Linked DNA regions of Mus musculus: region 1 is linked to region 2. Evidence: chromatin loops called from intact Hi-C (ENCODE). Cell type or tissue: gastrocnemius. All regions are shown on one strand. Each heading gives the region's core, and the rest is flanking DNA. Links, peaks and the distances in the headings are about the cores only. Region 1 holds the start of C130050O18Rik (RIKEN cDNA C130050O18 gene). Region 2 holds the start of 3110082I17Rik (RIKEN cDNA 3110082I17 gene).

What was found. A loop is a pair of places that touch in the nucleus more often than their neighbours do. Peaks named below come from ENCODE experiments on the same cell type or tissue, not always from the same donor. Only the 100,000 strongest peaks of a DNase experiment are listed, where the experiment ranks them.
Region 1: it touches region 2 in a loop (2.5-fold over the local background); 8 of 42 quality-filtered maps call a loop at or near these places.

The regions. Positions count from the first base shown.
Region 1 is chr5:139,401,422-139,413,140 of GRCm38, forward strand. The region is part of intron 2 of 3110082I17Rik (RIKEN cDNA 3110082I17 gene); the gene reads right to left. C130050O18Rik (RIKEN cDNA C130050O18 gene) reads left to right here and starts at 3,863. Exons shown (of 3, transcript NM_001384195.1): 1 at 3,863-3,986; 2 at 5,011-5,151. The coding sequence starts at 5,073. In gastrocnemius, for the core only: CTCF peaks have their summits at 5,967 and 6,171; DNase peaks (open chromatin) are centred at 6,278 and 7,320; H3K4me3 peaks cover 3,277 bases; H3K27ac peaks cover 6,289 bases.
Region 2 is chr5:139,455,597-139,467,315 of GRCm38, forward strand. 3110082I17Rik (RIKEN cDNA 3110082I17 gene) reads right to left here and starts at 4,938. Exons shown (of 5, transcript NM_028469.3): 1 at 4,873-4,938. In gastrocnemius, for the core only: no CTCF peak of the experiment used is centred there; a DNase peak (open chromatin) is centred at 5,013; H3K4me3 peaks cover 1,257 bases; H3K27ac peaks cover 1,045 bases.

The DNA of each region.
Region 1 (11,719 bases), core at 1,324-9,323, 54 kb before region 2:
CTACAGTGTACTTACATATAATAAATAACCTTAAAAAACAAAACAAAACAAAACAAAACAAAACAAAACAAAACACCAAAATCAGCCATGCATCAACAGAGATGTGTACCAACCAGATGTCCAGGGAGGAAGGGCACTCCAGATAGTCCTCTGAGAGGCTGAGGCAGGAGGATGGGAAGGAAGTTCCAGGCCCAGCTTGGGATACCTGGCCTCAAAATAAATAAATAAAATTCAAATTGGTGGTGGTGCATGCCTTTAATCTCAGTACTTGGGAGGCAAAGGCAGGTGGATCTGTGAGTTCGAGGCCAGCCTGGTCTACAGAGCAAGTTCCAGGATAGCCAGGGCTATACAGAAACCGCTTTTCAAAAAAACAAAACAAAACAAAAAGTTCAAAACCAAATAAACAAAAAGTTACCGGGATGTAGCTCAGTTGGCAGAGGGCCTGCCTGTCGTTCTAACCCTGGATGGCATAAACCAGGTGTGGTGGTACATACCTATAACCCCAGCTCTGGGCAGTAGAGACAGGATTGGGAGCTAAAGGTTATAGAGAGCCAGATGCCATCCTCAAATCCGTTCCAAAATTCCAAGGAAGGGTCTGCAGCTGTCACTACACAGTCAGCCAGGCAATCAGTTAGTATTTTATCGGGGACACATCACAATGTGGGCAGCACTCCCCTGAGGATCCTTTGCAGGTTCAGTCTACAGCACCTGGTAGGAAAGCCACAGTAGCCTAGAACAGACCCCAGGTCCAACCTGCACAGACCCATTGACTGCTCCAGGTAGACAGATCACAGGATAGCTTGTGCCCCTAAATGTACGTGCTTGGACAAAAACAGCTTGGTAGGCAGTGTGCCTATAATAGTGCCACTATAAATGAGGAAAGATGCCAGATGGAGAGCTAAGATACCAGAAAGATGGGGAGGAGGTGAGACAGAGAGAAGCCAAGCACAGCACAATGAGGACAGATGTCCCACAACAGAAAAGGACCAGGTAGAAAGCCCTATGCCATCCAGAATTAGCCAAGACCAGATCCACGCTGGCCTTTCAATCCTTGGTCCCTGGCTTCCCTCTCCTGATTTTCTGTAGCCCTCATCATGGAAAAGGTTTTGTACAGGTCATTCTGTGACCCTGTCCTCCTGACCCCTGGGCTGCCACACTGGAAGACCAAAGTCATTAGTTCTTGCCTTAGCTGGCATGACACTGTATGGCAAGATGACCCTTCACCCCGTAGACCACATACCGAGTTCCTTCCATAGGCCTGCAGATGCCAGTGCCCCCAAACCACCACCTTTCCAAACTGCAGGGTCACAGGGTAAGGCACTGGAGAGAGCTGCTTTCTAAGAGACATGTGTTGGCCACCATTCCTCTGTGGGCTTTCAGGAGAAGTGCTGGCTGTGTTCTGGAGACGCCCACAAAGCAGCTCAGATGCGTGCGATCACTGCGCATCTCTGTATGGCCAGTGCAGCAGGTTCAGGGCTCAGAGGGGCTGGGGTGAGCTACCAACCAGCTAGAAAATTTGACAATGTTCCTACTTGAGTCTGGTGAGGGTGCCTAGCCTTATACATGTGCCCTACCTAACCAAACTCTATGCTTAAAACAGAATTATAAACATGACCCTCAGATAATGCTGTGCTTAAAATGTAAAGCTGTGGCAGAGTCGAGGGGATCAGAAAAGTCATCACTGTTGACGCAATATGAAAAGACACTGAGGAGCCCCATCTGAGGAGCGGAACCATAAGGCGCGTGGCATTGCTGTGTGTTAGAACTTCCGTCGTCATCTCCATGCTGAAGGATGTCTGCAGGACAGACGCACGGCTGTGCTCTTCTGCTTGCTTCCATCACCTGGCTATGTGAACAGCCTGCTCTGCGTCTTTGTGGGAAGGAGGGCCATCCTTTGCCCCCCCCACCCCCCAGTTCCCAGCGCACTAGGGAGGATTGAAGCATCAGCAGCTGTGCAGACAGAAAAACCTGGGGACACCCTGCTGCCCAGACCATCTGTGGCCTGTGGCCAGGTGATCACAGCCCAGGTGACATCAAGTATATCCTTGCTGGGTGTGGTGGCACAACCCCTTGGATTCCAGCACTCAGGAAGCAGAGACAAACTCACTCTGTGAGTCTGAGGCCAGCCTGGTCTACATGGTGAGCTCCAGGCCAGGCAGGGCTACATACTGAGACCCGGTCTCAAAAACAAAAAAACCAACTAAACAAAAACCAAGGTGCATCCTTAAGAGGGGACAGGGAGGAAGGCAGCCACCACACTCACCACAGGTTCAGCTGGAGAAATGATAAATGAGGTAGGGGGGAGCCATGGTGGGGACAGCCAAAGCCTCCCAGCTGGTGGGGAACCACACTATGGCAGGGGAAAGAGGGAGGAAGGAAGCCATACCTACCCACTGTCCCTTCCTTCCCTATGCAAAACATGTATGCCCCCGCTCCTTCCCACCCAGCATAGACTCTGCCCTTGGTGTTGGGGGCTCCTGTGGGGCAGGACTATGGGCTGTGCAGGTCCTGAGCACAGTTGCACAAGCACACAGTCTGAGGGCCACGTCTTCCTGTAATCCCATGGCAGCATGTGCACGCAGCCCAGAGGCCACATCATCTTGAATGCTTGCAGCAGCATGAGCATGCAGTCTGGGGCCACGTCTTCCTCAATTCTGAATTCCCACGGCAGCATATGCACGCAATGTAGGGGCCACATGCTTCTAAATGCTTGCAGCAGCGTGAGCATGCAGCCCAGGGACACAGCTCCCTGGATTCTATTACCAGGTCAGAGCAAAGGTTCCGGCCAGCACTTTGGGGCCAACAGCACACATCCAAGCAATCACAAGCTTAGGCTTAAGCTTTAGGTCTTAAACTGAAGAAGACCTGTGACATCAAGGAAGTGGTCACTGAGCTGGAATGGTCTGGGAGGTGGTTAGTTCATGGCTGGGGCCCTGCAACGCCCATGAGAATCAATTTACCCAGCACCATCCAGGAGAGCCACCATACCCAGAGGCCAACCTGAGCTCGGGGGCTATCATTGCTCACTTCCCAGGACACTAAGGCCTGGAGATGGGTGTCTAACTCCAAAGCTCACACAATAGTGAATGTGGAGAGAGGAGCCACAGTTCTGTCTAGGCACACCCAAGAGCCAGGGGTGTCCCACGGACTGGCTCAGCCTAAGGTCCAGCATGAGTCAGGGGAAACATTAGGACCCGAGGACATGCAGGGCCACACCAAGGTATAAAGGCTTGGGCTACACATCTGTGCACTGACTGCAGCCTGCGCTGCAGTCCCTCTGAAGTTCCAGTGTCTGAGCTGTTGAGGCTGGGGCAGGCTGGTCACTACCTCATTTCGGCTCCAGCTAAGCTGCAGAGCCTCTAGTTCCACGGCCTGTCCCCAGAGCTCCTCCCTTTGGGCCTGGAGGTGCCACTAGGTACCTCTCTGTGACAAGTAGAAGATGGTTCCAGAAGAAGACTGTTAACATGGGATTGTCTCTTCACCAGGGGACAGGGTGTGTGACACACAGAGGGCACAGTGGTGGGCCTCAGAGCAGTCTATACTTCCCTTACCAGCAGATAAACAGAATTTGAAACAAAGAGGGTTATCAGCCCCAGGGTCCCCACCCTACGTCTGTGCCTGCCTGTTCAGTCCCCAGGAGAAGGCCTAGGCACTCACTGTGGGACAAAGCCCAAGTGAGGCAAAGGAGGCTAGCCGGTGAGCCCACAGGCCACATCCTGTCATGGAAGCCTGATACGCAAGGGGCCATTCTCAGGAGTGACACAATAGGGTTTTGCAGAACTGTCAAAGGCCATTAGGAAGGTCATAGCCAGTAGCCACCCTGAGAATTGTCATCAAATAAGGAAGTACCAGAGGTGGCCCCACTGGCCTTAGAGTCCTTGAGCTGAATGCTACCACACTGACCTCGCAGCCAGGAGGGGGACACACAGGGACACATAGGAAGCTGGCCCGGAGTTGTGGGTTGATAGCCGCTCATCACACACCAGGTAGGGAGGGGAAAAGGGGGGCCACTGAGATGAGACCTGAGACATTAGTGCCTCCTCAGACTTCTCTCCCACTAGATTCTTCCTCTCCGGGGCAGCATCTGGCATTCAGGGCTGAAAATGCACTCAGGAGTCCAGGTCCCCAGTTAATGGATTTCTAACACCATTCCCCACCCCCACCCCTCAAGTCAGACAGCAGTACGCCACACAGGAACTACCCAGAGGCCCCAGGCACAGCGCTGGGATGGCTCTCCTACAGCACTCAGGAGGCTGAAGGAACTGCCTGAGACCAGTACCACAGGGCAGCTTGGGGCTGATACCGCATGACCAGCCTGCAACACTGCAGAAGTAGGCATACCCGGGAGCGGGCAGGGGTGAGGGTAAAGCCCACTGCACTTTGAGATCTTTAAAGTATTCTCAAGACCGTTTACCTTCATCTGGCTGGGGCTCTCTCTTCAAAACTCATCTCAGCCAGCATCATGGCATCCTGAGCAAGGCCCAGAGAGACGACACAAGCAGATGTGCAATCTGGCGTCATGTCTAGGCACAGCCCCATCCCAGGCAACTCCGAGATGCAGCTGCAGCCATTGGTGCAAGGATAGTAAGGGGTGCCAGGTGTCACCTGCTATCCAGATTGGAGTGTCCACTGTCCTGAGTCACCCTGTGCCAGGGACAGAGGGACAAGACCCTCATCCATGTGGCAAGGTTCCATGCACTGGTTTGTACTCGCTGGGAGGACTTTTTCCTGCTGGGTGGGGCTTCAGCTCCTATTTTAGGTTACAAATGTCTTTGCCTTCTGGGAGGGACCTTCTGCGAGTGGCCAGCACACTTCTGCAAGAAAGCCCTGGAAACTCTCAGACACACACACACACACACACACACACACACACACACACACACACACATCACTCTTCCACCTCAGACATAGGCCCATTTAGATTCTTCTAGGTCACATGGTCCAACCATAGCCCGCTTAAACACAGTGTGTGGTTTGGACGACTCCAGGCCAAATCCTGTTTTTCCTTAGGTACTGAGGGCGTCTGTGCCAGCCTGTCTTTGGAGAGTGTAGAGCAATGGAGGGAAGACTGGATGAACAGAGAGCATGCCCCAGCCTCACGGCAACCCCCCAGTGCTGACAGAGCGTTGTGTGGATTTCAGGCTGGCACAGGTGAGCACTGTTTTTATGTCCTGGAGAGGAAGCGGCCCTGCTTACCCAGCTTGTCCTCCTGCCTCTGAGTGACCAGTGAATGTACCCAGGGGCCACTCACAGCTGTGGGAAGTTTGTGCAAACCAATTTCTTTATGGGACAGGTCAGTTCTGTTACGTTAAAAAAGAAAGAGAGAGAGAGAGAGAGAGAGAGAAAAAAGAAAGAAAGAAAGGAAGGAAGGAAGGAAGGAAGGAAGGAAGGGAGAGAGAGAGAGAGAGAGAGAGAGAAAGAAAGAAAGAAAGAAAGAAAGAAAGAAAGAAAGAAAGAAAGAAAGAAAGAAAGAAACTCTAGCCTTCTGTATGGTGATGTAGCCTTTTCCTGAAGGGCCAAGGGTGGCTCTGGTCAGCTTTCACAGTGAATGGGAAAGGCCCAGGAGTGGTCAGACAGTACAGCTCATGTTGGCAGGCAGGGCTGTCAGGGCAATTGCTATGGGAGGACTTCAGCTCTGGGGACGGGAGTGGGGGATGGAGAGAGGCCGGCGGGGCAGAACATAAAGAGTGCTCTATAGTGGGCACATCTGGAATGCATGCTTGCATGGCACATGAAACCTGGAAATGGAGAACTCTTTTGGCTGGACTGCAGCAGGGTGAGGCTAGAGCCTAGACGGCAAAAGCGGGCAGGGGCTGGAAGAGAGCCTTTGGAAACTGGTGTGATCGGGCTGGCCACCTCTGCACATGGTGGGCTTTGTACTCAGGTGTGATGCCCTCGACGTGAGTCCCTGTGAGCTAAGGCAAGGAGAGCCACTAGCTAGCTGGATGCCATGTCAGGCGCGTCCTCCCAGGGGCGCTCTACAGTGGTACTTAGCAGACCCAAACCTCCTCAGTAGACATGTGTGAGCACAGCTGTAGTGCTGATGGCTCACTGAGCCACCAGAGACAGACATCTGCTCCATCTGAAAGAGTGATGAGACAGGAAGCCAAGGCGAAGCCTTCGGCCCTTCTGGGAAGCTGCTCTGGTCAAGTGCTCCACTGCTCTCCTATTCCCTCCTCTGGAGCTCATCTGTTTGGCTCTGGCTGACCAGAAACCTTGCTCCTGCCCATACCCAGCTCAGGCAGGGTGCCATCAAGCAGCTGGCCAAAAGAGCCAGGAAGACCTGTAGCTGGGGGAAGGGCCAGCAGGGAGGGGCCACGGAGGGCAGACTGCAGAGAGAATCCATCAGGATTTCCTGCCAAAAGCCTTTGCCACCGCGGCCCAGGCCAGACTACTTTGCCACCCACTGTTGCCACCATTGCTAGGGTACCTGATATTGCAGCGTGAGAACAGAAAAAGATCATCTGACACCCCTACACACACACACACACCCACATACCCCACCCTCCACCTGCGTGCAAGTACGCACGCGCGCGTACACATACACACACACACACATACCCCACCCGCCGCCCTCGAGCGCGCGTACACACACACACACCATAGTATGAAGGCTGTGCAGATCCTCACATAACTACAGTAAGTGAATGAAGACTGCAGAAAGAATCAAGTCTACGGAAAGCCAGAAAATGGTGAGCACCGCTCCTGGTGACTTCAGTTCCGCCCTTCCCACCAGACGGCCCAGCACAGGATGGCCCAACCTCTTGCTTGTCATCTCAGGTGAATCCTGCTTTGGAGGAATCTCTTGGATCACTCACTCTAGCCTGGCTACTGGATCTCAGGACAGCTGAGGGCCTCAGGTGGCACATGGTACCTGGTGACAGGGACGGTCAGCTCCAGTACTCAGGGCCAGTACCACCAGCCCTGACTTCAGGGCGAGCTTGCTTCTCAGCACTCCCCAAGCTCAGCCTTGTGGGAAAGGTGCCACACACAGCCATGTTAAGCCATTCGGAAACCTCCAAGGACTGGGTCTCACCCTCTCTGGGGTCATCCCTCCACTCTCAGCTCCGGTGCTCATGGAGGACGCTGGGAACACTCAGGCCTTATTAAACAATCACAGAGCCCTCCCCCCCCCCCCACACACACACATGCTGCCAGGGAAGGAAGTGTGCTAGGTCTCCCGGAACGAAGGCTGAGGGGGATGCTAGGAGGCCCAGGGCCTTGGTCTGACGCCACAGGAGGTTCTACTTCTGCTTCTTACCCATGGGCCCAGAGAGCAACCACTCTGCAGGAAGCAGGAAGCCTGTGTGAGGCCAGGCAGTCTGCCCAGCTAGGCCACTGGTCACTGGACTAGAGTGCTAGTCTGGCCCATCGCACACGGGGACCGGAAGAATGTGGAGCTCCTAGAGGCCAGTGTCTGTGTGTACATGTGCACATGTATACACAGCTTATGTTGGTGTGTGCACGTTTGTAAAGATGTGTCTAGTGTGAATCTATGTGTACATACATGTGAATGTATGTTTGCCTGTTCATGTGCCTGGTGTGCACATATGTTCATGTCAGGGTGTACCTGGTACATGCATGTTTTTGTTTCTGTGTATCAAGATGCATATCTACCTATGTATGTGCACATGTACACTTGTGTGTTGGTATGTGCCTGGTTATACACACATGTGCATGCATGTCAGCATGTTCATGTGTCTGGTATGTACACACGTGCATACACATCTACAGGACACAAAAGGCATATGCACCATATCTGGAAGTTTCGAGAAAAACAAACAAGAGACTGCTTTTATCCTTATCTTAATGAAGGTAATTTTTCTGTTTCTAAAAACACAGAAACAGCCTTGGGACCAAAAGGACAAACAAGGACAGTCAGGCTATCCCTGCTGCTCATTGTGACAGTCCATGAGTCGTGCGCTGCCTTTCCAGATCCCTGGGCTGGGGGTGGGGGGGTCAGAGGCTGGTGGTCCCTTGCTGGCCCTGCACACTACTGTGGTGTCAGTTCAAGCTCCCCTTCAAGGTTACAGCTCTGTGTAGGGTTGGACAGGGGCTGGAGCAGGGCACCAGGCCACGTGTGTGAAACAGACAGGGTGACTCACAGTGGCGCTGCCCCAGGCTACAGGACAGGAGACTGCAATGGAAACATTTACAGAGCGGAGGCCAGAGGCGCTAGAATGGCTGAGTCCTGCCAAAAGGAGCAGACAGCTGAGGGATGGAGCAGGGTGGGGCCCGCCGGGTGGAAAACAGCGGGTCAGACACAGGAACCATCTCTCAGGGCAGCTCTGATCTTCCGGGTACTAGCTTTGGACTTCGTTCCTCAATCCGCTGTCCACCTCTGATCCCTTGTACGACATATTCGCAGGCCTCCTCTCCCTGGGCTGGCAGTCTGTGGGGCACCACAGTAAACCTGTGAAGGTAGTGGGGAGCCAGGAAGTCCTCCTAGGATGCCAAGGCCACTTTGCCTACTGTACTACACACATGTAAGGCCACCCGTGCCACCTGTGGATCACACAAAAGAATCTCACACATTCATGTCATTTCTGTGTTGTTTGAAAACAATGTATGAGCCTTGCTGGAAAGATCTGTAACAATAAGTGTGACTTGAAAGGAGCTGTCTGTAAGAGCATTGTGCCCATGTGGAAAGGGCTTGGTAAGCTCTCTCCTGGTTTTTAGAAAAGCTATGGGCTTTGTGAACTGTCTTCTCCCCACCTAAGCAGTGTTGGGTGAGGGGTCCACTTCCAGGAACCATTCTGAAGGGCTATTTACAGAGTGGTGGCCAAGAGCCACTGCAGGAACACAGCATTCTCAGACACTAGCCTTGGGGAGCTCCCAAGGGACACAGAGCTGACCTTGGCGGCCCTTCTGCAGGGTCGAGAGGCCACAGGTTCTCAGCCTGTAATGCATCCATGGACTTCTGGCTCTCTTCTGTGGTGCTCTAGGTTTTTTAAGAAGTCGGACTGGGTTGTGGTCGGAGAGTAAGATGGTCCAGCCACCCTGGAAAACTGGTGACCTCAGGTGACCCTGGAACTAGCTATGCCACTCTCAGATATGTGCCCCCCCCCCCAAAAAAAATGAAAGAGAGCGGAAATCAGCTGTGTGAGAGCTGCTGTCTAACACTGTGTGCACCTCTTAGTGACAGGAAGAAGTCCTAGTGGGGCAGGCAGGGACGACAAGGACACACAGTGGCAGGGAGGCAGACACCTCCTGTGTATAAGAACGCAAGACCTAAGGCTTCCACAGAGACCATGTGCTACTCTGGATGTGTCCAAGTTGCAAAAGATAAAGCAGATAAATGGCTGTTGAGGCTGGGTGTCAAGTTCGGTAAGTGAGGGAGCTGTGTTGAGTGAGGGCTGTGACCAGAGTCAAGGTGGTGCCTGTCAAGAAGAGTATGTATCCTTTCTACAGAGTCTTTCAAACAGACTTGGGGAAGAGCTTCGAGTTCTCAGGCTGACCCTGGGCTCAGGTCTCCGTGGTACTAACTCCCAGGCTGAGCCAGGCAAACCAACTCAGGCTGTCCTAGTGCGCATATGAACTGAGATGCAAGTGCTGGCAGACAGACATACTCCAGAGGACTAGTGCGTGCGTTACCCAGTGGGAGAACACTGGGACCCGAGCTCAGGCTGGCTTCCCTCTGCAGCCCTGCTGCCTCTCTCCCCATCTCTCCATCCCGCCTGAGGTGGACTACAGAGGAAGAGGACTTGAGGAACTGTTCAGGCTACAGAGAACCCAGGACACAGGGTGCCAGGAGAAGGCTGGGCACTGAAGAGCAGATTGCGGAAGGTTTGGCAGTAGAGGGCTTCAGTGGTTTTGTCAGATCCAACATATTGGTAGGTGCTTGCTAGGACTGAAAGCACGTGACCTTGGGCTCCCAAGAATGGCTGGACCCTCCGAACCTCAACAAAGACAGGATGGCAGATGGTAGTAGGGCAGTAAGGTGTGCCAGGGTGTGCTGTGCACAGAAAGCTCTTGGCTGCTCCTTCCCTAGCTGGCCTCTTTAGGACAGAGCTCCGAGGATCAGGAGGAAGACAAGCTCATCTAGTCTGCATGGGTTTCCACCCGCTCTGAAGGACAAAAGCACGGGTGGCACTCTGGTGAAATCCTCAACTTGGGCAGGCTGGGTACAGGGAGCAGAGCCCCAAGTGTGGCTGTGCAGCACCAGTGTCCGCCCCTCAGGAGACAATTACTTGCTCTCACATTCCCGGCAGGGAAGGGGCACTGGTACCCAGTACATAGAATACTGAGATCTGAGAACTGAGATGATGAAGGCCCTGTGCAGGCCCAGATGGTGCCAGAAGATGCCCTGGCTAGAGCACTTGGGACCTAAGCAAGGCCCCTCCAGCCTGAGTGGCAGCCTGCAGCCTTTTTCCCTATGGACAGAATCACACAGCCTGTGGTGAGGAGCACCATCCTAGTCCACCGCCCGGAAACTGGAGGCAGAGCTGACGGCTGCAAGCCAGAAGGGCCCTTGGTGATCAATGTCCACAGACACAGTGCCCAGCGGCACACCACGCACGAGGCATGGAGCGGCTGCAGAGGTAGAGCAGCAGCTCTGCTCCCTGACCGTGGTCAGAGATCACAAGATGACTTCCCATTCCACCTGACAAGACAGACTTGAAATTGCACCCCCCCCCCCCGGGCTGGCCATGACTCTTCATTTCCACACCGTTGGCTTCTTAAGCACTGGCAGCTGGAAGCCATCACAGCCACTGCTGTGTCTTTTCAGACTGAAAGAGACAGATACCATGAGAAGCGCTCCTGCAGGCCCACGGGGAGTAGCAAGGGCTGGCTGCTGGTGGTAGCGGTGGCACGGTAAACAACTGAGCACACCTCCGACTCATCAGTCAACCTTCCTGCTACTTGGGACACTCAGAGAGAACTGTCCTCTGGGTCTGAAGATGACAGGGTGGACAGGATGGCAAGGTACAGTGCATGACCAGATGACTGTGGCAGGTCCTTAAAGCCTAGAACCCAAGAGGCCTGTGAACAGACAGGGGCTAGCCTGGACTCCTGAATCTAGAGTAGTGCGCATTGTGAAATGCTAAAAATTAGTTTAAAAAAATTTTTATAGGGATTGGAGAGATGGCTCGGTGGCTTAGGAGCACTGGCCACTCTTCCAGAGGATCTTGGTTCAATTCCCAGCACCCACTTGGTGGCTCACAACCGTTTGTAACTTAAGTCCCTGTGTATCCGACACCCTCTTCTGACATCAGTGGGCACCAACCACACATGTAGTATACAGGCATCCATGCAGGTAAAACAAGCAGGCGCATAAGATAAAAGTGACAATAATTCAAAAATTACATGATAAAAAATTATAAAAGCAAAGAACTTTATTTAATATCAAAGAAAGGATTAGGAGTGCTCAGTTGCTTTTACAGAGGACCAGAATAAGCCCAGTTCCAGGGAACAACGCCCCTAGTCCCCTCTGCCTTCGCAGGCACATGCACGCACAGCCACCCACACATGGGCACAGTGTAAAACATTCCCAGCTCCGTGCACTCCTGCCCACCAGTCATGCTGGGAGGAGACCCCTGGCCCTTGTCCACTCTCCTCTATGCACAGAGCTCTTCCCTGCCCATCCCCCCCCCCCTCCTGTCTCATCTCTCTGGTCGGGAACCTGTCTACAGGTGAAGCAGGATCTCCCTCCATGGTTTCTATATGCAACAGCTGTTGTAGCCTTTGGCTTTTGTTACTGTAGAGAAATACAGATTCT
Region 2 (11,719 bases), core at 1,601-9,600:
GCTGTTAGAGTGGAGAGGATGCTTTCTCGGTGTAACACAAACGGAGCTTTAAGGAAAATAAGCTAACCAGGACTCAGCTGCTGACGAAATGCTTCCTGTACAACCAGGAGGACCATGGAGGAAAAAGTAGTCAGGTGTGGCAATGGCCACCACCTGCCGAGCCAGGGAAATGAGTGTGGACACAGAGGCATCTCTCAAGCTCACTGGCCTGACAGCCTAGCAGAACTGGCAAGCCCCAGAGTTACTGAGACTGTGTCTCAAAAAATAAGATGGAGAGCGATAGATACCCGATGGTCTTCTCACCTGAAAACACATGTACTCACATGTCCATGCACACGTATGTGCACATGCATCCACACACACACCAAACATAACATAAAAAGAAGATGGAGCATATGCCACTGTGGCTCCAGCAATGGCCACTGCCTTCTAGGAATTCCCCCTTAACATGGATATCTCATTTTTCTTTTTCTTTGATTTTAAAACAGGGTTTTACTAAATGAGTCAGGCTGGCCTCTTACGCTAACTCTGCAGCCCAAGTTGGACTTGAACTTGTGAGCCTACAGCCTCCACTAGGGATGGCAGGCCTGGGCCACAACACCCGAGACTGCACTTCTAACTCAAAAGCAACACTGGCTGGAAAGATTGAGAGCAACAGCCAGATACAGTGACACACTCTTCTAATCCCAGCGTTTGGGAGGCAGAAGCAGGTGGCTCTCTGGAAGTTCTGGGTTAGCCTGGTCTACATAGAGACTTCCAGGACAGCAAGTATTGTAGAGAGACCCTGTCTCAAAAAAAATGGTTAAGCACAACACCATTTTTACTGACTATCATCAGGTTTCAAAGTAGAAATCTGCCTATTCCTTAATTAGTACATATTAGGGGGCAGTTCCATCTTTTCCAAATCTAGGCGAAGTCACACCCCTATGCAAGCTATGACCAGTATTATGCCCCAGTCAGGAGAAGCTGAAAGACCCTCAGGGGCCTGAGGTGTTCTTTGAGCTGGCGCAGAGCCCCAAGATACTCCTAAGGACTAAGTGAAGCTAGCTAGATTTGAGGCACTGAGATAAATCCAATCCTATGGTCCTCACACAGTAGGAAAAAAAGAAGCCCATGAGTGAAAAACCAACCAACATGCAAGACAGGGATGGTGGCACGTGCCACTGGGAGGCTGAGGCAGGAGGACTGTCACTAGCTCCAGGCCATCATCCTAAACTGTGAGCCTGCCTCACGTGGTGGCACACATCTGCAATCCCAGCACTCAGGAGGCAGAAGTACGGAGGAGCATAAGACGCTCAGAACCAGCCTGGAACTCAAAAGTGAGAACTTAAAACCACAAAACAAAACCAAGATTGATTATAAGGCTGGAGATCAACTTAGTGGTTAGAAAGAAAGGTGGCAGATTTAATCCCTAGTACAAAAAAGGAAAGGAAAGAAAGGAAAAGACGAAAAAAAAGAGGAGGGTCAGCATGAAGGATGGAAGAGATCTAGAAGCTGAGAACACCCCAGAGAATAAATCCGCAGTCATATAGCCCTCGTGTGTGAGGTAATGTCATCAGGGCAGCCCTGTTCCGCTGGGGCAGTCAGTCTCTGACGACAGCACACAGAAATAATACTATACTATTCTAAATCAGAAAACTCCAAGCTCTCTCTATTTTTTTTAATTAAGCCTCCTCCGTTAAAAAAAAGAAGAAGAAGAATATTTGAAACCAGAGGCTACAAATTTCAATTAACAATGTAATAAGAAATCTTAAAAGAAGGAGAAAATGTTGACACAGGGACACTGGAAATAGGGGTGGTGACGCCAGCCAATTACCTCGTCAGAGAAATAAGGCAAGTTCAGCAAATATTTACACACCACTTAGGAGAGAAGCGAGGCCTGCGTTCACCCTGGAAGTTAGCGTTAAAAAGTTAACCAGGAAGTCTATTTGCGAAGAAGATGGTTCTAATGTTACCAGGTTCTAAGAGACAGCAGCTCCCAACTGAGGCAATGAGGGTTTGTTCTAGTGAGCATCTGCGTTTGTTTGTGGTCAAGTGACTTTCAACAAGGGTACCGTGACAATTCAAAGAGCACTCTATCCACCAGCTGCTGGAAGACTGCTGAAGAGTCACGGGGGAAGTGAGTATGCACTCAGAACTCACGCAGGGCGGACCAAGCCCCACATGTCAAAGAGTCCAAGCCTAATACACTTCTGTTTATACACAATATAGACCAGGCTGACTTTGAACTCACGGAGATCCGCCTGCCTCTGCCTCCTGAGAGCTGGGAGTTGGATTTAACAGGTCAGCCTACGATTGCTAGACTCTCCAGGGATGAGCCCTCATGGCCCTGGAGAACACTGTGTTCTCTCAGGTAAAATACCAGGAGCTAGGGCTGGCGAGATGGCTTAGGGGGTAAGAGCACTGACTGCTCCTCCAAAGGTCCTGAGTTCAAATCCCAGCAACCACATGGTGGCTCACAACCACCTGTAATGAGATCTGACGCCCTCTTCTGGTGTGTCTGAAGACAGCTACAGTGTACCTATGTATAATAATAAATAAATCTTTGGGCCTGAGCGAGCGGGGTTGACCAGAGTAAGCAGGGGTCCTAAAAATTCAATTCCCAACAACCATCTGTACAGCTACAGTGTACTCACATACATTAAATAAATACCAATAACTAGATAGTCAAGAGAAAAATAAGCTGGACTACCTCATAACTAAAACCTTCTGTCCTTGGGCTGGAGAGAGGCTCACTGGTTACCAGCTTTTGCAGAAGACCCAAGTTGGCAGCACCCATCTCAGGCAGCTCAAAATCAACTGTAACTCCTGCTCCAGATCCAACACCTCTGGACACACACACACACACACACACACACACACACTTAAAAATAGAAATAGAAAGGAGCTATTGAGATGGCTCATAGGTTAAGAGTACTTACAACTCTTGCAAAGGACCTAGGTTCAGTTCCCAGCATCCACACGGTGGCTCACAGCTACCTGGAACTCTCCTATCACCACCTCGAATCTCGCCATAGGAGAGGCAAGATGACAGATTCACACACTGCATCCAGCTTTTTATGTAAGTCCCAGGGATCGAACTCAGGTCCTCAAGCTTGTGCGGCAAGTGCTTTTACCCACTGAGAACTCCGGTTCTCGGAGATCTGACGCCTCTTCTGAGCTCCATGGGATCCTACGCACACATGGTATACACACACACACACACATTAGCAATTTTAAAAAATAAATGAAAATAATAAAACAAAATTTAAAAGCTTCTCCCAGGGAACAGTGCCAGCAAGAAAGTAAAGACAACTCAGAGCAGTGCTTGTCTCACACATTACAGGCAGGAAATCTGCATGTGGTGGAGCCTGAGAAGAACTCTTTTTGTTTTTCTGCTTTTCAAGACAGGGTTTCTCCATAACCTGGCTGTTGTGGAACTCCCTCTGTAGAGCACACTGGTCTCAAACTCACAGAGATCCACTTGCCTTTGCCTCTAGGGATTAAAGGCATGCATGGCCACCACCACAGAATAACTCTGGCAATTATACAATAAAAGAATTTGGGCACCAGGTGGGGTGGTGCACACCTTTAATCCCAGAGCTCTAGAGGCGGAGGTGGGAAGATCTCTGTGAGTTCGAAGCCAGCCTGGTATACAAAGGGAGTCTAGGACAGCCAGGGCTTGCTATACAGAGAAACCTTCTCTCAAAAAACAAAACAAAAACCAAACAAAAGAAGTGGTGGGGGAGGGGGAGAAAGCAATATGGTTCAGCAGGTAAAGGCGCTTGCCACTAAGCCTGAAGACCTGAGTTCCGTCCCTGCCTAGCCTGTCGAGTCCACTGTCACATACAAGGTAGATGGCTGCTGGGGACCACCTAAAGTTGACCTCTGGCACACACACACACTGCAAACTCTAGAATGGGCAAAGGTCTTGAACAAACAGTGAAGAACATGAAAAGATGCCCAATGTCACTAGTCCTTTAGGAAATGAAATCCAGAGGCACTGACTGCTGCTTCATGCAGCAAGGAAATAAGAAGACAGAGGGCTAGGAGTTCTCAGTGGGTAAAAGCACCTGCCGAACAAGCCTGATAATATGAGTTCGATTCCTGGGACTTACATAAAAAGCTGGATGCAGTGTGTGAATCTGTCGTCTCGTCTCTCCTATGGTGAGATGGAAGGCAGAGACAGGGGGGTAAGCCTGGGGTACACAGTGCAGCAGCAGAAACCAGAAAGACTATGCCTCAGCAAGCTCAAAGAAGGAACAAGACTCCCTTAAATTATCTCCATGGTACCTAAGACCATTAGTAAGAGATCTTCTACAGTCAAAAACCTGGGCTCCCTAGATCTGGGATTCTTATTCTGGCCCCCGTTTCTTCCCAGAGCCTTGAGTGACACCGATACAGAAAAGGAACCCAAAGAATCTTTTTTTTTTTTTTTTTTTTTTTGAACGGAGTCTCATTTAGAAGACATGGCTAGACCGAGCTAGCGGCAATTTTTTTCAGTCCCAGCCTTCAGGATACTGAGACCACAGCTGTGTACCACCACACCCAACTTGTAAGAATGGATACATGGAAGGACTGTTGGGTGCATGAATAAGTGGGTGGGTGGATGAAGGATATAGATGAATGGATGGGTGGGTGCCTGGATGAATAGGTGGGTGGACGGATGGATAATTGGGTAGAGGAGTGGATGGACGTTTAAGTAGACGGAGGAGTGGACGAATGGCTAAGTGGTCGCCTGTATCAACAGGGGTAAATGGGTAGGTGGGTGGTTGAATAGATCTCTGGAAATCCACGTGGAGAGCTGCGCAGAGACGCACAGCCCGGCCCAGGACCGCGTCTCCCCGGGCGGATGCGACAACCCCCCGTCACCCCACCCTACCCAGCACGCACCTGCAGCTCCCACTCTCGCACACCTCTGCCACGCGCCTCCACCACCAGCTCAGCAGGTTCCGCGCCGTCCCGCCCTCAGAAGATCAGCGCTATCCATTGGATCGGGAAGGCGTCCATCTTCCAGCCAGCCAATGGCCGCCGCATGGGAGGGCGCAGCCCTGGCGCAGGATATTGGCGTCATCTCTCTGAGCTGAGAGCGCAGTCAGTTGCCAGGGCAACACCTGGTGGCGTGGGCACGTGCGGCCGAATTCTGGCCGCTGGTGCTGGGCTGAACAGATAGAACACCTCTCAGAGAATTCCAGCAGGTAAAGTTAGAATATCCGAGGGGTGCCGGGCTTGGAGGTGCACGCCTTTCGTCCCAGCCCTAGGGAAGCTAGGAAGAAGGATTAGGAGTTCAAGGCTATCCTCCGCTGTGTAGGGAGTTCAAAGTCGGACCCTGTTGTAGCCTATAATCCCAGCACCAAAGAGATAGAGGGAGGAGGATCAGAAACTCGGGGTCTTCTCGAGATTCATAAAGGCCAGTGAGATGCCTCCGACGGTAAAAGTGTTTATTGTAAAGCTTGGTAACGTTAGTTTGATGTCCAGGATCCATAAATCGGAAGGAAAATCAATTCCCACAAGCTGTCTTCTGACCTCTAAACACACACACACTAAATAAGTAAATATGTACATTTCATAATATATGTATGTGTACACACACACACACAAAGTAGTGAAGAAGTAATGTAAAGGGTCTGGCATAGCTGTCACTGGCCTTGTAACAGGGCCATAGACCTTAGTAGGCCACCAGACCTTAGCACACTGACTCCACATTGGAAGTACCATGAGGCTGTAAAACTTAGCAGCACATAGACAGCACCACCTGCCCAAACTAAAACAAGGGCCTAGTCCATCAGAGTCCATATAGTGCTGGGAAAGTCTCAACACACACTAACCTTGCTTTCCAGCCTCTCTAGTTCCACTTCTGGTTTACTCTTCTTTTTAACTGTGTGTCAACTCGGAACATGGTTTTAGTGCTTAAAAAATCACCTGGAAAAAGGCTCAGTGCTACACTAGGATTCCATCACCCAGTGTAGTTGCTGGACAGCTAATAAAGATTTTCTATTGGCTTAAACCATGTCTAGCAGTCTTCTCTTCAGAGTACCCCACAACAGCCTTTAATTCCAGCATTGGGTCAGAGGCAAGTGGATCTCTACAAGTGTGAGGCCAGCCTGGTCTACATAGTGTGTTCCAGGTTAGCCAAGGCTTAGTGAGACCCTGCTTCAAAATGACAAAATTACAGATGGAGTGGGTGTGATTTATTGCTGATGCTGCTAGCCAACTAAGAGGAGACAGTAAATTCCTTGTGATGCAGAATAGAGAGAGGGGAATTATCAAGCAATGAGAAAAGACAGACTCCCTCACCTGAGTTTTGTTGAAGCCTCTAACAGGCTGAGAATCAAGAACTCTAGCTCAGCTGGCATTTGCTGTGAAAGTGGCCAACACAGAGATAACAGGTAACAATCTTTCTGTATAAGGATACCTTATTTTATTTATTTTTTTTTGAGACAGGGTTTCTCTGTTTAGCCCCAGCTAGCCTGGAACTCACTCTGAAAACCAGGCTGGCCTTGAGCTCACAGAGATCTGCCTGCCTCTGGCCCTGGTGTGCTGGGATTAAAAGCATGTGCCACCACTGCCTGCCCCAACTCTTTCCCTTCCAATTTAAATGTATTTGTGGGTTGATCTCAGGGATTCTTACATGGTAGGTGAGCACTCTACCAAGTTATGTCACCTGCCCAGCCAGGTGCCCCGACTCCAATCATTTCACAGCTCAGTCTCTTCCTACCTACCGACTCTATACATAGCATTTGAGGCCTTCTGGACTTTCTTTTCTGTTCTAGTTGGCTGTCTTTTACATTTATGTGGTATGTATGTGTGTGTGTGTGTATGGTGTGCATGGGGCAAGTGTGTAGTGTGCATGTATGTGTGTGTGTGTGCTCAGGTAAGTGTGTGGTGTGGTCTGTGTGGGGTGTGTGTGTACATGTGTGTGGATGAGTATATAGTGTGTGTAGGCAAGTGTGTGGTGTGAATGTGTGTTTGTGTTTGTGTGTGTGCAGGCAAGTGTGTGGTATGTGTGTAGTGTATGAGTGTGTGTGGTGGGCGTGTGTCATATATTTGTATATGTTCATGTGTTTGTGCATACATGTATGGAGGCCAGAGGTCTTCTTCATGGTGTTTTTCTCTATCACTTTGCCGAGTAACTTTTTGAGACAGGGTCTTTCACTGAACCCAGAGCTTACAGATTCGTCGAGGCTAGATCACCAGTGAGCTCCAGCTATCTTCCTGTCTCTGTCTCTCCAATGCTAGAATTACGCAGGAGAACCGTCAAGCTTGGCATTAAAAAACAAACAAAAAAACCTGGATCCTGGGAATGCAAAATCAGGTCCCCATCTCCTTTCAGCAAGGACCTTACCAACTGAGGCAGCTCCTGGCCCACACTTACTTTTAATCTGAATTTAAGCACTGACTTCCTTGCATCCGGAAGCAAGCTTGCTGCTGATATTTCTAACCAGGATCAGCTTCCCTTTGTAAACTAATTTAGAGAAAGCAATGGACACTGTCAGGATGTCGGATCATCCAAATAGACTTTCCATCGATCTGTATCTGCTTCTTTTCTACTCCAGACACTAAGTATCCCAGGCTAGCCTCAAACTCATAATTTTCCTACCTCAGCCTTTCCAGTGCTGTCAGGATAGGCATATGTTGCCACATCCTGGTTTTTGAATTTAGTCTCTGGGGTAGATGATATATGTGTTCCATGCCATAGAGGTCTTCTCTAGACCTTAATGGGTTTATCATTAAGTCTTCTCCTCTCCTCCTCCTCCTCCTCCTCCTCCTCCTCCTCCTCCTCCTCCTCCCTCCTCCCTCCTTCCTTTCCCTTTCCCTCCTCCTCCCTCCTCCTCCTTCTTTTTTTTTTTTGTTTTTTTGTTTTTTTGAGACAGGGTTTCTCTGTGTATCCCTGGCTGTCCTAGACTCACTCTGTAGACCAAGCTGGCCTCAAACTCGGATATCGGCCTGCCTCTGCCTCCCAAGTGCTGGGATTAAAGGCATGGGCCACTACTGCCCAGCAAGTGTTCTTCTTTACTGCTTGTATAAATGGTATTTTCTCTCCCATCCTATCTCCTGGCTGTTGTTCATGAGAGTAAAAACCATAGATGGCTGGGTTGTTTTCTGTCCTACCAAATTACCACCTTCTCTAATTGTTTGGGGATGGAACTGACATTTATGAGCTTAAGGAAACTCCATTTTCTGTCTCCATTGATCTCTGTGTTCCTTTGTGTATGTAAGTGTTTGCATCTGCACATACATGTGCAGATGCATATGCTCATATGTGCATGCATGTGCGGAGGCCAGAGGCCAATGTTAGTTTACCTCTGTCACTCCTACATTCGTTTCTTTATTAGATCTCACTGTGTAGCTCTGGTTAGCCCGGAACTTGCTATGCAGACAAGGCAGACCTCAAATTCACAGAGACCCACCTGATCCTGCCTCTGCCTCCCGAGTGCCGAGATTAAAGGCAAGTGCCACCATGACTAGCTTGTACTTATTCTTAGAGACATAATTTGTCCCTAAACCTGAAGCTTACTGACTCAGGTAGGCTGACCATCAAGTCCAAGATTCCCTCTGCCTCTGCTTCCTAGCCCCAGGGTTAGATGTGTACCCCCATATGGAGTCTGGGGATCCAACCAGGTTCCAATGGTTATACAACAGACATTTCACTCACTGAGCCATGTCCTCAGCCCCAAATACTATCATCTGGATGTCTGAGACTAACTCTCATTTCCCTTCCTCTGAGGGCATATCCTCTGAGCTCCATGTTGGCTCCATATCACCCGCCCTTCTGTCTGTCTGTCTGTCTGTCTGTCTGCACTCTGTCCCTCCCTGTCTCCCCTCTCACCATTATTTACTATTACAATAGTTTATCTCTCTGGGTGTAGTGATTCAGACCCATCATTCCACACTGTGGAGGCTGAGGCAGGAGCATGGAGAAGTCTAGGTCAGACTGGATCACATAGTAACTTCCTCTCTCAAAAACACAAAAGTCAACTCATTTACCACGACCGTGCTATTTTTTTTTTAACTTTTAAAAATTCCATTTTTGAGCTAGGTGTGGTGGCACACATCTTTAATCCCAGCACTCATGAATCTGATCAGGAGAATCGCTGTGAGTTTGAGGCTAGCCTGGTCTATAGTGTGAGTTCCAGGACAGCCAGAGTTACATAATGAGACCCGGTCTCAAAAATTTTTTTTCATTTTTGTTTATTTAGTTTAAGTTTTTTTCACTTACTACTTCATGCATGATTGGGCCAGTGTCACAGCATGAGTGTGGAGGTCAGAGGACAACTTGCAAGCTTTAATTCTCTCCTTCCACCATGTGGGGCCTGGGGCTCAAACTCATCAGGCTTTGTGGGGAAGCACCTTTACCCAAGGACCCATCCTGCCAGTCCAGAAAATGTATGTTTAAACTGATTTCATTATTCTTCTGAAAACTCTAAAAATAAAAATCACTAATGGCCCTCTTCCAGGCTTGCAGCGTAACTAGATAAAGATGAGGAAATGTGTTTCAGCCGTGGCCTTAGCTGCCATGCCGACCATACACAGCACTGCTGACTCAGACAGACTGCATCCTCCTAGCCACGTGCTAAGACTCTCTGGCCCAAACTCAAATGGAATAAAACTGGCTTTTCTTTCCTTTCCTTGTTCCCTTAATTATTTATTTGTTTGTTTGTTGTTGTTGTTGTTGAGGTCCCAGAATCACCTCACAAAATCCATGAACACCGATCTCAGTTTGCCAGGGAGAGTTTACTGAGCACACACCCCAGGACTGGTCATCCAGGGCCATGGTCCAGATTCGGGAACTGAACCGTGACCCCAACTTAAGATCCTACAGGGTTCTTAAGCCCAACATCCAGAAACATCTGTGCCAAGTTATTCCACCAATCAGAACTTAGGGATAGGGGATTTCATTAGCAACGTGTCTTTGTTGTACACTTATCTATCCTGCTCCCAGTGGTTGGGGTATTCAACTATGACAGGGGACTTGCCTTGTCTAATATTTATGTCCTAACTTGCCAGCCAGGATGTCAGTTACTCACACACATGTCTCTTTCTGCCAAGTAGGATGTCAGTTCCCAAGGAAGTCTTGGAAACTTAAACGTTACTGGACCACTACTCAAAATGGAAGTTTTATTCCAAGTAGTTTCTTACATTGGTGCAGGTGTCTCTCTTATATTGGGGTCCATCCCAGGGGCAGTTTATAAAAGCAACTACCATAAAAGCTCAAATATGGGTGCAGGAAGTGCTGTAGGGTGGTTGGTTCCAGTCCAAGCTTATTGTGGGTAACAATACAAAACAGTTCTACTGACTTCTATCATGACTGGTTTCCAAGGGCACAGAACATAACAGCATATCTAATCAATCTTGGCATTATAAAGTTTCCTAGTAACAGCAGAAACATATGAGAACACTTCCTTATAGTGGCAGACTAGCCAGGTAACAGTTACCTAGGCCTCCACAGTTGTCTGTATGCATGCATGCAATATGTGTGTGTGTAGATGCCAGAAGACAGTGAACAGCTTCTTCAGAGAAGAACTAACAGCCACGCACTCCAGTCCCTTAGTGATATGATTACAAATTATTTTTTAATTATTTATTTAGTATGTGTGCACATGTACACATGCCTACCAAGATGCCTGTGTGGAGGTCAGAGGACAACTTGAAGGGATTGTGTGATGGCTATACTTGGTTATCAACTTGACTACATCTGAAATTAACTTAAAAACCCCCAAAACAGTCCAGCAGTGGTAGCACTTGAGAGGAACAGGTAGGTAGATCTCTGTGAGTTCCAGGACAGCCAGGGGTACACAGATAAGTTCTTTCTCAAAAAACCAAACCAACCAAACCAAACCAAAGCAAAAACATAAATGGGGCACATCTGTGAGGGATTTTAAACTGTGTATAAATGTGGTGGCCTATGGGAAGTGGCACTATTAGGAGGTGTGGTCTTGCTATAATAGGTGTGGCCTTGTTGAAGGAAGTGTGTCACTGTGTAGGCAGGCTCTGAGGTCTCCTAGTGCTCAGCCTCCACCCAGTGAGGATGATAGTCTCTTTCTGGCTGCCTTTGGATCAAGACGTAGAACTCTCAGCTCCTCCTCCAGCACGTCTGCCTACACAATGCAATACTTTCTACCATGATGATAACAAATTAAACCTCTGAGCCTGTAAGCCAGCCCCAATTAAATGCTTGCTTTTGTAAGAGTTGCCTTGGTCATGGTGTCTCTTCATAGCAGTAAAACAGTAACTAAGACAGTGGGTGTCTGTGTGTGGTGATGTGCACTAGTGTAGGTGCCCACAGAGGCCAGAGGGGTCAGATTCCCTGAAGCTCAGTTAACTTCCTGATGTGGGTACTGGGAGTCAAACTTGGGTCCCTTGGAAGAGCAGTTGTGGTGAGTTGATGTGGTTGTGCTCTCAACCCCCGAGCCAGGGAAATAAAACAAGCCACTCCTTATCTCAGACAAGAAGCCAGGCCAGCTTCCCCTCTCACACTCCTCTCAAGACCTTGGGCATGTGGGCCAGGGAGTGGCTCAGGGCATAAAGTGTTTGCTGCACAAGTGTGGGAACACGAGTTCAGATCCCCAGGATCCAAGTGAACAAGTTGGCGGGCAAGGCGGCTGCCTGTAATCCCAGTGCTCAGAAGGCAGAGACAGAGTTCAGGACAACCTGGCTAGCCAGACTAGTTGAATCAGTGAACTCTGGGTTCAACTGAGAGAGCCTGACTCAGTGAATAAAGTAGAAAGTGATCAAGGGA